Regions from separate parts of the Homo sapiens genome. Here region 1 is linked to region 2. Evidence: read pairs that join two places in POLR2A ChIA-PET (ENCODE). Cell type or tissue: OCI-LY7. All regions are shown on one strand. Links, peaks and the distances in the headings refer to the core of each region. The heading gives the core; the rest is flanking DNA. Region 1 holds the start of LOC124900191 (a long non-coding RNA gene). Region 2 overlaps LOC124900191 (a long non-coding RNA gene).

What was found. ChIA-PET counts read pairs that join two places held together with the same protein. Peaks named below come from ENCODE experiments on the same cell type or tissue, not always from the same donor. Only the 100,000 strongest peaks of a DNase experiment are listed, where the experiment ranks them.
Region 1: POLR2A ChIA-PET joins it to region 2 with 10 read pairs; 4 of 35 experiments call an interaction of 5 or more read pairs at or near these places.

What each region holds. Positions count from the first base shown.
Region 1 is chr5:78,769,391-78,774,625 of GRCh38, forward strand. LOC124900191 (a long non-coding RNA gene) reads right to left here and starts at 673. Exons shown (of 5, transcript XR_007058832.1): 1 at 549-673. In OCI-LY7, for the core only: no CTCF peak of the experiment used is centred there; DNase peaks (open chromatin) are centred at 613 and 2,631; H3K4me3 peaks cover 1,346 bases; H3K27ac peaks cover 2,489 bases.
Region 2 is chr5:78,718,091-78,723,578 of GRCh38, forward strand. It overlaps LOC124900191 (a long non-coding RNA gene), which reads right to left. Exons shown (of 5, transcript XR_007058832.1): 4 at 1-39. Among named protein-coding and RNA genes, the nearest start is that of LHFPL2, 72 kb to the left of the region's middle. In OCI-LY7, for the core only: no CTCF peak of the experiment used is centred there; DNase peaks (open chromatin) are centred at 2,121, 2,621, 3,811, 4,251 and 4 weaker places; H3K4me3 peaks cover 4,260 bases; H3K27ac peaks cover 5,000 bases.

The sequences.
Region 1 (5,235 bases), core at 1-5,000, 51 kb after region 2:
GTATGTGCCTGTAGTCCCAGCTACTTGGGAGGCTGAGGCAGGAGAATCGCTTGAATTCAGGAGGTGGAGGGTGCAGTGAGCTGAGATCACGCCACTGCACTCTAGCCTGGGTGACAGAGCAAGACTCCATCTAAAAACAAAACAAAACAAAACAAAAACACCCCAAAACAGAGATCCTCACAAAGCAATATTCTTTATAAGAAAGTCCACATATCCAGGCCAACACTTTTGTTCATCCCAATCCCCAGAAATAAATCATTACAAACAGAACTTTCAGAAATATTCTTTGTATCTGAAGTATTTGTTACTCTTCACCTCAGAGCCCTAACCACAGAATGTAAGGACCTATTGACTTTGTAGCCAAGAGAACAGTCTACGTTGCTAGTAGAAATCACCTCCTCCTCCAGAATTCAGCAAGACGGTACCTGACTGTAACTACAGATTAAATAACAGCTGATGTCAACTGGTCATAGAACTAGATACAACATTCATTCCGTTCTCAAGCCAGCACTCTCATCAGAAGCTGTAGTGATACTTTATGAACCCACCTGTAAATTTCATCTGTTCTTCATATCAGCATTGTGCTGTTGGTTTTGTCTGCAAGTTCACTGGGAAGATGGCACAGATGGCCACCAACTTCTGCGACCTGTGTGTGGGGAGGCGATTTTCATGTGAAGTATATGAAAAACTCACTAAATTTAAAGATATTTGTAAAATCCCGGAAGCCACTAATTAGCATTTCATCCTACTATGTCTCCCTCTTTAGTTGTTGCTGCTTCTTGGCTGAACCAAGAAGCCAGCCCCCTCCCTGGCTTCCCCGCCCCCACTCCTCACATGCCTTTGTCATGCTGGTGTTCTTCTTCAACTCTAGCTTTGGCCATCACTCACCACAGATTACCTGGATCATAGATTGCTTGAACAGGATTTCCTACAAATTATCCTCAGTCCTTTGAGGGGCAGGTCAAAGGCAAGGGAAGGGGGCCAAGGGCTAGGGGTCCAACCATGCGCGGGAGAACAGAGCGGGGGCTTTGAGTTAAGAGCTTTGAGTCTGGGCTCCAATTCCAATGCTACTGGCCGAGCGACTTCACGCAACATAATTTCTAAAATGGCAAAAACATTTATCTAAAGAGTAGATATTATTGTGAAGGGTTTAGTGGCCACTGTAAGAGTCAGTAGTGTCTGGCCAATAATGCATCCTTAGTAAAGGTTAGTTCCTTACCTTGCTCCTGTAATTAGCAAGATATGGCACATCTGATGAGTTAAACCACAGAATCCAAAGAGGCTGTGGTGAACTGGGGCCAGGTGAGGCCACGTGGGCACCCAGGGGCTACGGGCTGGCTGATGAGACAGAAAAGGGGCAATTTCTAGGTATTAGTAACACTGAGTTTCCTGGGGTATAGGAAGGGCCCTTATGATCTAGGGGACCATAGATTATAATTGTAAACCAAAAAGTATCTGAGACAGGTCTCAATCAATTTAGAAGTTTATTTTGCCAAGGTTAAGGACATGCCCAGAAGCAAAAAGCACGGAATCAAAGAAATGGTCTGGGGTTTGTGCCTTTCTCCAAAGATAATTTTGAGAGATGGCTTCAATATTTAAAGGGGAAGCTGGGTGTGGTGGCTCATGCCTGTAATCCCAGCACTTTCGGAGGCTGAGGCAGGTGGATCACCTGAGGTCAGGGGTTTGAGACCAGCCTGGCCAATATGGTGAAACCCCATCTCTACTAAAAATACAAAAATTAGCTGGGCATGGTGGCGCACACCTGTAATCCCAGCTACTCAGGAGGCTAAGGCAGGAGAATTGCTTGAACCTGGGAGGCAGAGGTTGTAGTTTGCCAAAATCGTGCCACTGCACTCTAGCCTGGGTGACAGAGCAAGATCCAGTCAAAAAACAAAAACAATTAAAGGGGAAAAGCAGGCTGGAGAAGAAAGAGGGAGGGTATGGAAATCCACGTGTTGCAAGAAAAAGGATCAGGTAGGACAATAGTCAATTATGTATTCGTCTCAAGCTCAGTAAATTGGCACTTTACCGATAAGGTGAACCTGTGAAGATATTTAACCTTTTATCTGTAGCTTAGCTTTATCTGCTTAGGAACAGAAGGAAAGGCAGTTTCTGCATGAGTCAGCTTTCAGCTTAGTTTTTTTTTCTTCTGGTATAGTGAATTGGGGTCCCAGTTTTTCTTTTCCTTTCACACAACCTTGGAAATTAAGGTAGAGAAAGGGGATCAGAACCTGACTCAGGGAACTTCTTTTGTTCTTTCTTTTACTTCCCACACTATACTGATGTAATCAGGGAACTTCTTAACCCAAGAAACTTACGTGTTGTTTCTTTCTTCCTCCTCTCAGTATTGACTTATTTCTTCTAAACATTTCATCTCTGTCTATTGCATCTCTACCAACTTGTTTATTGACTTTCCTGGCTTCTTCCTTTGGTTGGATCCTATGATTTTCTACTGTCTCGCAGAGGATGTGTATGTTGATTTCTTATCGTGTTTATACATTTCACTCATTTAGAATTCTTCCCTTGCTTTGGGGTCTCCAGGCACACGAGCAAAACAAACTGTTAGAAAAAAAAGTGCAGCTGTGATTCTTCTTGGAGGAAATGACAGGCGGAGGGGAGAGTAGTGCATCAGGAAGTGAAGTCGCCAGTCACCATGGAGCACCACCCAGCACCAGGCGTCGGGCCTGGGCACATCAGAGCCAGCGTGCCTGCCCCAGAAACATTTCCTTGTCTCTAGGGCAGTGTTGCCAAGTCATACACCTGACATTACCGACATTGAATTACAGTGAAAAGTGATTCACTCTTTATTCTCTTTCTTTCCTTCCATGCTGGAAACAGTTCCTAGCTCAAGTTTAAGAACAATACATATTACTGTGTCTATTTTTGTGATTATCAATGATAGAGGTATTTCTTTTATCATGGTAATAAAAAAGCATTCCTTTAAAGTACTAGAATAAGTAAAGAATATCAATTTAAGGAAAGGCACCATGGTAAGACCCCCACTGACGAAAAGGCCTGCATGGGCCCCAGCGGTCTGAGGTGGGGCTGGGAGGGGCTGCTGGGGGGCTGCAGAACCTCTGAGATCGCTTGGCATCCCCCCGGCCCTGGCTGCCTGTGGCGTTCCAGCTGCTTTTTTGGGCGGGAAAGGAGCATCTGTGGACCTCAGTGATAGAACTGCAGGTCCCACTGAGACGAACCCTTATCCTTGTCCTGGAGTCCTGGATGTGGGGGGGCCCCATATTTCCATCACCTGTATGAGTTAAAGCCAAACACTTTCATTCATGCTCTGGCCTAAGAACCAAGGAAAACCAGATGCCCTATTATGAAGCCCCAACAAGTAACCTTTTATTTTTTCTTATTTTTTTTTGAGATGGAGTCTTGCTCTGTCATCCAGGCTGTCAGAGTGCAGTGATGTACTCTCACCTCACTGCAGTCTCGACCTTCCAGGCTCAAGTGATCCTCCCACTTCACCCTCCCAAATAGCTGGGACCACAGGCATGCACCACCACGCCCGGCTAATTTTTATACATATATTTTTTGTAGAGATAGGGTTTCGCCATGTTGCCCAGGCTGGTCTCAAACTCCTGGGCACAAACGATCTTCCCGCCTCGTCCTCCCAAAGTGCTGGAACTACCGGTGTGAGCCACCGCGCCCGGTCCAAATAACCTTTTCAAACCAAACCGGCTGCTTCCCTAACAGATCCAGAGTACATGCTAATCAAAGGTTTTGCCTTTAGAAATACTTTATACAGAAAGAATTCACAGCTCTCATGTGGGTAAAAAACGAAAACAGGCCGGGCGTGGTGGCTCACGAGGTCAGGAGATCAAGACCATCCTGGCTAACACAGTGAAACCCCGTCTCTACTAAAAATACAAAAAATTAGCCGGGCGTGGTGGCGGGTGCCTGTAATCCCAGCTACTCCGGAGGCTGAGGCAGGAGAATGGCGTGAACCAGGGAGGCGGAGCTTGCAGTGAGCAGAGATCGCGCCACTGCACTCCAGCCTGGGCGACAGAGCAAGACTCCGTCTCAAAAACAAAACAAAACAAAACAAACAAAAAAAACCCAAAAAACAAAAAACAAAAATTAAGACAATGTAGGTTTCCTTGCTGGGCTTCACGCAGCATTCCTCTGACTGGTGAGCCCCTCTGCTTTCCCATCCTGTCCTGGGTCCTTCTCCTCCTGTCCAAGCCTCACGTTTGTGCTCCGCTGCAAGTGAGCATCCTGGGAGCAGGGACTCATCAAATGCCCCCTCACCCCCTGCTGGGGTCTGGCCGGGCTTGGGTGCCTTTATCTTCACCCAGTGCATGTTACAGCATGAGCTTGAATGATTTCACCTATAAAATGTTGACATAAAGGGCAAATCTAAACTTCGATTCATTTAATGCAAATAAAAGCCCAGTAAATCCTGTTTACCTGTTTTCCCGAGGAAGGAGGAGCGTGCGTGTTTATCTCCTCTGTCTGGCTCTGCAAGGCTCTGGTCTGCACTAGAGGCAGAGTCCCTTCCTTGCTGGCCTGAATGATCACACACTGGCCCCTCGGTGTCCAGGCCCCCTCCTGAGGCCCGTGGAGGAGAGTGAGCACAGGGTGGGGTGTGAGTGTGAAACCACGGCCCTTTGGAGTCAATATCCTGGGAACATCTGGACCTCATTAATGAGATTAAAAGGAAGATTTCCTGAAGACTGACTGACATTTACCTACCATCTTGAATCTCTAAGAGGGCTCAGCAGGGCACAGTAGGATTTGAAAACCAACCTGGGAAGGGGCCACTTAATTACTGTCTTGTTACAGGGGTGTAAAGGTTCACGATGGCTGTCTCCAGGTGGTGGTTTACGGATTGTTTAATTTTGTTATGTTTTCTATATTTTTAAAAATTGTAATAGTAATATGTATTATCTCTATTGTCAGAAAAGTAATAAAGGTGATTAAATGAAATATCTGAAGTGCAGTCAATGACTGGTGACTTTGGTGAATTAGTTTGAGAATGAAAACATCTCTCCAGCTTCCTGATGGCCACAAATCCCTGATGTCAGGCCCAGGGAGTTGCCGCTCTCCTCTTCTGCCATCCTGGCGGTGGCTCCCATGGCACCAGGGCAAAGGTACAAGAGACGTGGTGGTTACTTCTATACCATCTGAATCCACCTGGGTAGCAGGGATGGTCAGGGCTTTTCAGCAGGAACCAGTCTATACACAGTATGACTATTCTCTACTTGAACAAAAAATAGGATTTAAAGTTTA
Region 2 (5,488 bases), core at 172-5,171:
AGTCGGTTGACCTCTTTTCTGCAGGTGCACAGTTGGAACCTGGAGAGAACGAAGAATACTAGTGGTGGAGTTGAACAATAACAACAACAACAACACCTCATAACCAGTAAGGTAATGGTCTCATCTAACAAATCCCTCTCCCAACACATGAGCATGAAGTGCTCCGGCTGGGCGGGGAGGGGTTTGCTGCTGTGTGTAGCTGCCTTCCTGGCCTCTTGTCCTCACCAGCTCCCTGTTCCCCATCATCCTTCCTATGCAGTCTCAATTCAACAAATATTTACTGACGCCCCATGCTGCCTGCTGTCCTGCTGAGGCGGGAGGAAACCTGTTTCAAGAGGAGCCCTAGTACAGTTCCTGCCCCCTGGCACCAGCTCTTGTTGAAGAGATATTTACACAAGCATACGGAGAGCACTGAACTCGGAGTCTGGTGATCCAGATTCGTGTCCCAGCTCAGCCACTCACAAGCCTGGGGCCCACAGAGAAATTCTATCTCCTGCCCACACCTCAGTTTTCTCCTTTCTAAAGCAAAGATAATAATCCCCAGCTCACACATGTGGGAGAGGATTCACGAGAATGGAAAGACATCGTAGGAGCTGGAAAGGACTCCCAAGGGACAGGGGTGGGTGCCACCAAGACCAGGCACTAAGATGGCCAGAGGACATTAACTCCTGGCTCTTCAAGGGGGAGGGAGTGTGGATGCTCACTCAGGGTGTGGAACCACAGAGTTGGAGGGAACCTAAAATAAGCCTTCCTCCACAGGGAAGAGGGAGACCCAGGCCTGGTGGGCCCTGGCTGCTCCTGCTGGAATTAGACTTTCATGGACTTGGTATTTGACCCAGCCTGAGCGATGTTTCCTTTGAAGCTCTTGTTGGAAGCTTCCACAAGTAGCACAGCCCATTCCCTGCCACCCACCAACTGCAACCACAGACTTAGCTCAATGTGGAATGTCAGAGAGACACAAATATGGCCTTTTGCCTCAGGCTGTTCCCACCTGGGGTGTAACTGCAGGAGCCTGAGGCTTCCTGGGATTTCAGTTGCTTCCCAGAGCTCAAAAATAGTTACCCATGGATCAAAATCAGCATGTGAACAGAGCATCAATCTACTTCAAAACCAAAGCATCTATCTACTTCCAAACTAGATTTGGGCCAGCTATAGTGGCTCACACCTGTAATCTCAGCACTTTGGGAGGCTGAGGTGGGAGGACTGCTTGAGGCCAGGAGTTCAAGACCAGCCTGGGCGACATGGTGAGACTGTCTCTACAAGAAATTAAAAAATTAGCTGGGCATGGTGGTGCACAACTGTAGTCTTAGCTACTTGGGAGGTTGAGGTTGCAGTGAGCTAAGATTGTGCTACTGCACTCCAGCCTGAGCAACAGAGCAAGATCCTGTCAAAAAAAAAAAAAAAAAAGAAAGAAAAAGAAAAAAGAAAAGAAAAGAAAAGAAAAAGAAAAATGATTAAAAAAAAAAAAAAGAAAGAAACAAAAAAACCAAAACAGATCCGGTTTCCAGGGCTCTAATCTTGGAGAGACTAGGCTGGAAAAAAGCTGTAGTCTCATCTATGACCTGAGGGACGACTCTACTGATAGGAAGGGGATGGGTTGTGTAGAACCTGGATAACAGGGACCAGGAAGCAAGACAAGGCCAGCTTTATCCAGGGCCATGCTAGGGAGGGAGAACCTCATTTGAGAGTGGGCATTCTGGGTGTCACAGGCTCCTCCAAGCCCGGATGAGACCCCTCAGGTTGGTCCTGAGTTGATGAAATCCCCTTGCTTCCTTCCCTCTCCATGTTGGAAAATGCACACTCGTCCCTTGGATTCGCTACTTTTGGCCACATGAGCAGCTTCATCTGGTTCTTCCTGACCCAGAAACTCCACACCTTGTGGGTGTCTTGTGGCAGGGTGCCCGGCCCCTCTCCAGGACACTCTGCTGAGGTTCCACACTCATCAAACAGCTTCCAGTAATTCAGTCAGCCTCAGTACCCCACTCCCCAGCTGGAGAGGAGATCCCCTCCTTGGAGGAACAGTTTGCTGACACCCTAAGTGACGCAATTATTCCCAGGAAGGGTTTGGAGAGGCAGCATTTGACAAGACGTGGGGCTTAGAAACCCAGCTGGGGCAGAAAACTCTGAGCCCCAGCAGATCTGCTCAGGTCTGTGACTGGAGTCACACTATAGCAGAAGCAGATCGTGACCCCCTCCCCAGACCCTGGTGGACCCTGAAAGGATTTGGGGAAGACCAAATTTCCTGTACATACCGTTTGTATGGAGAACAGTCCTCTGGCAGTCACAGTTACAGGGACTCAGTCCTAGGTTTTTATCCACTCAGACGGGGGACCTACAAGAGGGTGCCCTTTGCCCTCTAGCACAAAGATGCCTTCGGGCTCACAGCAGCCCCCCTGAGACCTGACCTGGGTGCAGACCTCTCCACTGGCAGCACCAGATCTTTCTTCAGCTCTGTGAGGTGCTTTTTTTTGCAGTTTCTAACATAGCCGTGGCAGCTAAGCAGACACTTGTCTTAAAATCCTCATTGCAGCTCCTCTTGGGTCCCACTGAGAGCCCTTTGGCAAAGCTCGAGAGCTTGCCCACACTATCAGTGTTCAGCCAGGCCCTGCCCTGTGTATAAACAGGAAATCTTAAAGTTCCAATGTGCACCTTCTTCAAGCAATAAAGACTCTTAACAAGCTCCACAGTAAAAGACACTGACCCAGAAAAGCAAACTTCCACAGAGGGGAGGCTGCGTTAATGGAGTCGACCAGTCATTAGTGGCAACCCCATGACTTTAAAGATTTGCACAGATGACCTGGACGGGAAGAATAAAAGCAGGCTTTTCAAAGAGCTGCAGAGTGTGGAAATTCAGGAAGTGTAGCCCACAAGTAGGACATGCCAAGTAATTATTAAGAAGGGAACAAAAGTGAAAAGAAAGAATCACAGGAAAACTCTAGAAGGAATTGAAAGAAACTAAGTTTTGAAAGAAAAAGTGAGTGAAAGAAAAGAAAAACAAATAACAAAAGAAAAATGTGTTCATCTGTCATAGGGGAGAATGATCTTCCTGCGGATCAGAAGCCAACCGGGTTATTGTTAGTAGGTGATTTCCCAGGGATGGCACCCAGCAAACAGCTGCAGGGTGAAGGTAAACAGGACGCTGGGGAGAACGGGAGGATGATACAATTTCATAGGAAGTGCTGTTATTCCTATGTAATATTTACATAAAAATCTCATTTAGGTTCACTGCCTTATTTTCTTGAAAAAGGATGGCAAATTTTCAGCCTCTTCCCGTGAAAGAAATCATACAATGCCCCCTTTAAAATGTCACATATGTCACATTTGAAAATTAACCACAAAAAAAGAAAAAATAATGCCCATATAGAAAAAATACCTTTCTGATTTTGAAACAAGGAGTTCCATTCTCTCTAATGCCAGGCATTTTTTTAATCTGATAATAAATTAGAGACCTTGGGAAGAATATTCACTTTTTTAGGCCACAATAAAAATAGCTACAATAACAACAGTGGTTACTTTTATTTATTCATACATTTTGGAGAGAGAGAGGGCTAATTCCAAAAAAATAACACGGGGAAGAATTCTTATAAGGCATTTACCATAAACAATATTCTCTTTTCTTTACCACCCCCCCGCCAACCCTGACTCAAGACTATTCTCAATGGTTTATGTATATTAACTGTTTTAATCCCAACACTAATTGCATAAGGTAGCTATGATTATCATTTCCTCTTTACAGATGTGGAAAAACACAGCACAGAGAGGCTGAGCAACTTGCTCAAGATACACAACTAGTAAGTGGTGAGGCTCAGATTTGAACCCAGCTAATCTGGTGCCACGGTCCGAGTTTTTCAACAGTAAACTATGCTGCTAGTAAGAACACCCCAAACCACACAGAAGAAATTGTGTCTAAAAGTAGAGTGTTGACTTTACATGAATATTTGTGTTAAGTATTAGGTCACAAGCTAGGCTGTAACATGGGTTCCCACTTAAAGTTACTTTCATAGGGTCCCAAATATTTTATCATAAAGCCAAAAGAGTCAATCTTTCCAAGTTTTGTTTTCCCTAAAGTTATCTTCCTTCTAGAGGTGAGAGGGATCCCCAGTGTATACTTCCTTCTAGGAAGAAGAGAGTCACTGCTATCACTGCTATGTGTCACTTTTTTTTTTTTTTTTTTTTTGAGACAGGGTCTTGCTCTGTCACCCTAGCTGAAGTGCAGTGGTGTGAACATGGCTCTGTGCAGCTTTGATCTACTGGGCTCAAAGGATCCTCCTGCCCCAGCCTCCTGTATAGCTGAGACACAGGCGAGTGCCTCCTTGCGTGTCTAGTTTTTGGCTTTGTTTTTTGTAGAAACAGGGTCTCCCTACATTGCCAGGCTTGTCTCAAACTCCTAGGCTCAAACAGTCCCCCCACCTCAGCTTCCCAAGTGCTGAGATTACAGGCATGAGCCACCGCACCTGGTTAATGTGTCACTTTGAAATCAGCTGTTTCTGCAAGAACTGTGAAAGAGTCATCATAAAAGACTAAATTGGCTGGGTGCGGTGGCTCACGCCTGTAATCCCAGCACTTTGGGAGGCTGACCTGGGCAGATCACGAGGTCAGGAGATCGAGACCATCCTGGCCAACATGGTGAAACCCCATCTCTACTAAAAATACAAAAATTAGCTGGGCACAGTGGTGCATGCCTGTAATCCCAGCTACTCAGGAGGCTGAGGCAGGAGTATCGCTTGAACCTGGGAGGCAGAGGTTGCAGTGAGCCAAGATTGCGCCACTGCACTCCAGCCTGGCAACTAGCTAGACTCCATCTCTCAAAAACAAAAAACAAAAAACAAAAAACAAAAAGACTAAATTAGGGCCGGGTTCGGTGGCTCACGCCTGTAATCCCAGCACTTTGGGAGGCCGAGGAGGGCGGATCATCTGAGATCAGGAGTTCAAGACCAGCCTGACCAATGTGGAGAAACCCTGTCTATACTAAAAATACAAAATTAACTGGGCATGGTGGCTCATGCTTGTAATTCCAGCTACACGGGAGGCTGAGGCAGGAGAATCACTTGAACCTGGGAGGCAGAGGTTGCGGTGAGCCAAGATCATGCCATTGCACTCCAGCCTGGGCAACAAGAGCAAAACTCGGTTTCAAAAAATAAAAATAAAAATAAATAGAAGACTAAATTAGAGTTTGGGGAAGAAAAAAAACCCCTAAGTTATAAAATCACAAATCCCGGGCAATAAGTTAAATCCTTCCAATCCTCCCCTTCTTACTTTGGTTTTGAAATATTTCTTTCATTTGTATCAAAAAGCACTCTCCAGACCAAAGGCTGTCACTGCCAGTGAGTCAGGTATATTCCTAACCCTGTTTTGTGGGACTCTTCAGTGCCTTCTGTCTCCGAGGAGACCCCATCCCATCCCAGGGCCCATCTGGAAACACATGTCTCAAGTGAGCCAGATTTAAAATAGGTTTAAGTGTGAACATTTTCACCTCTTAACTTTAAAC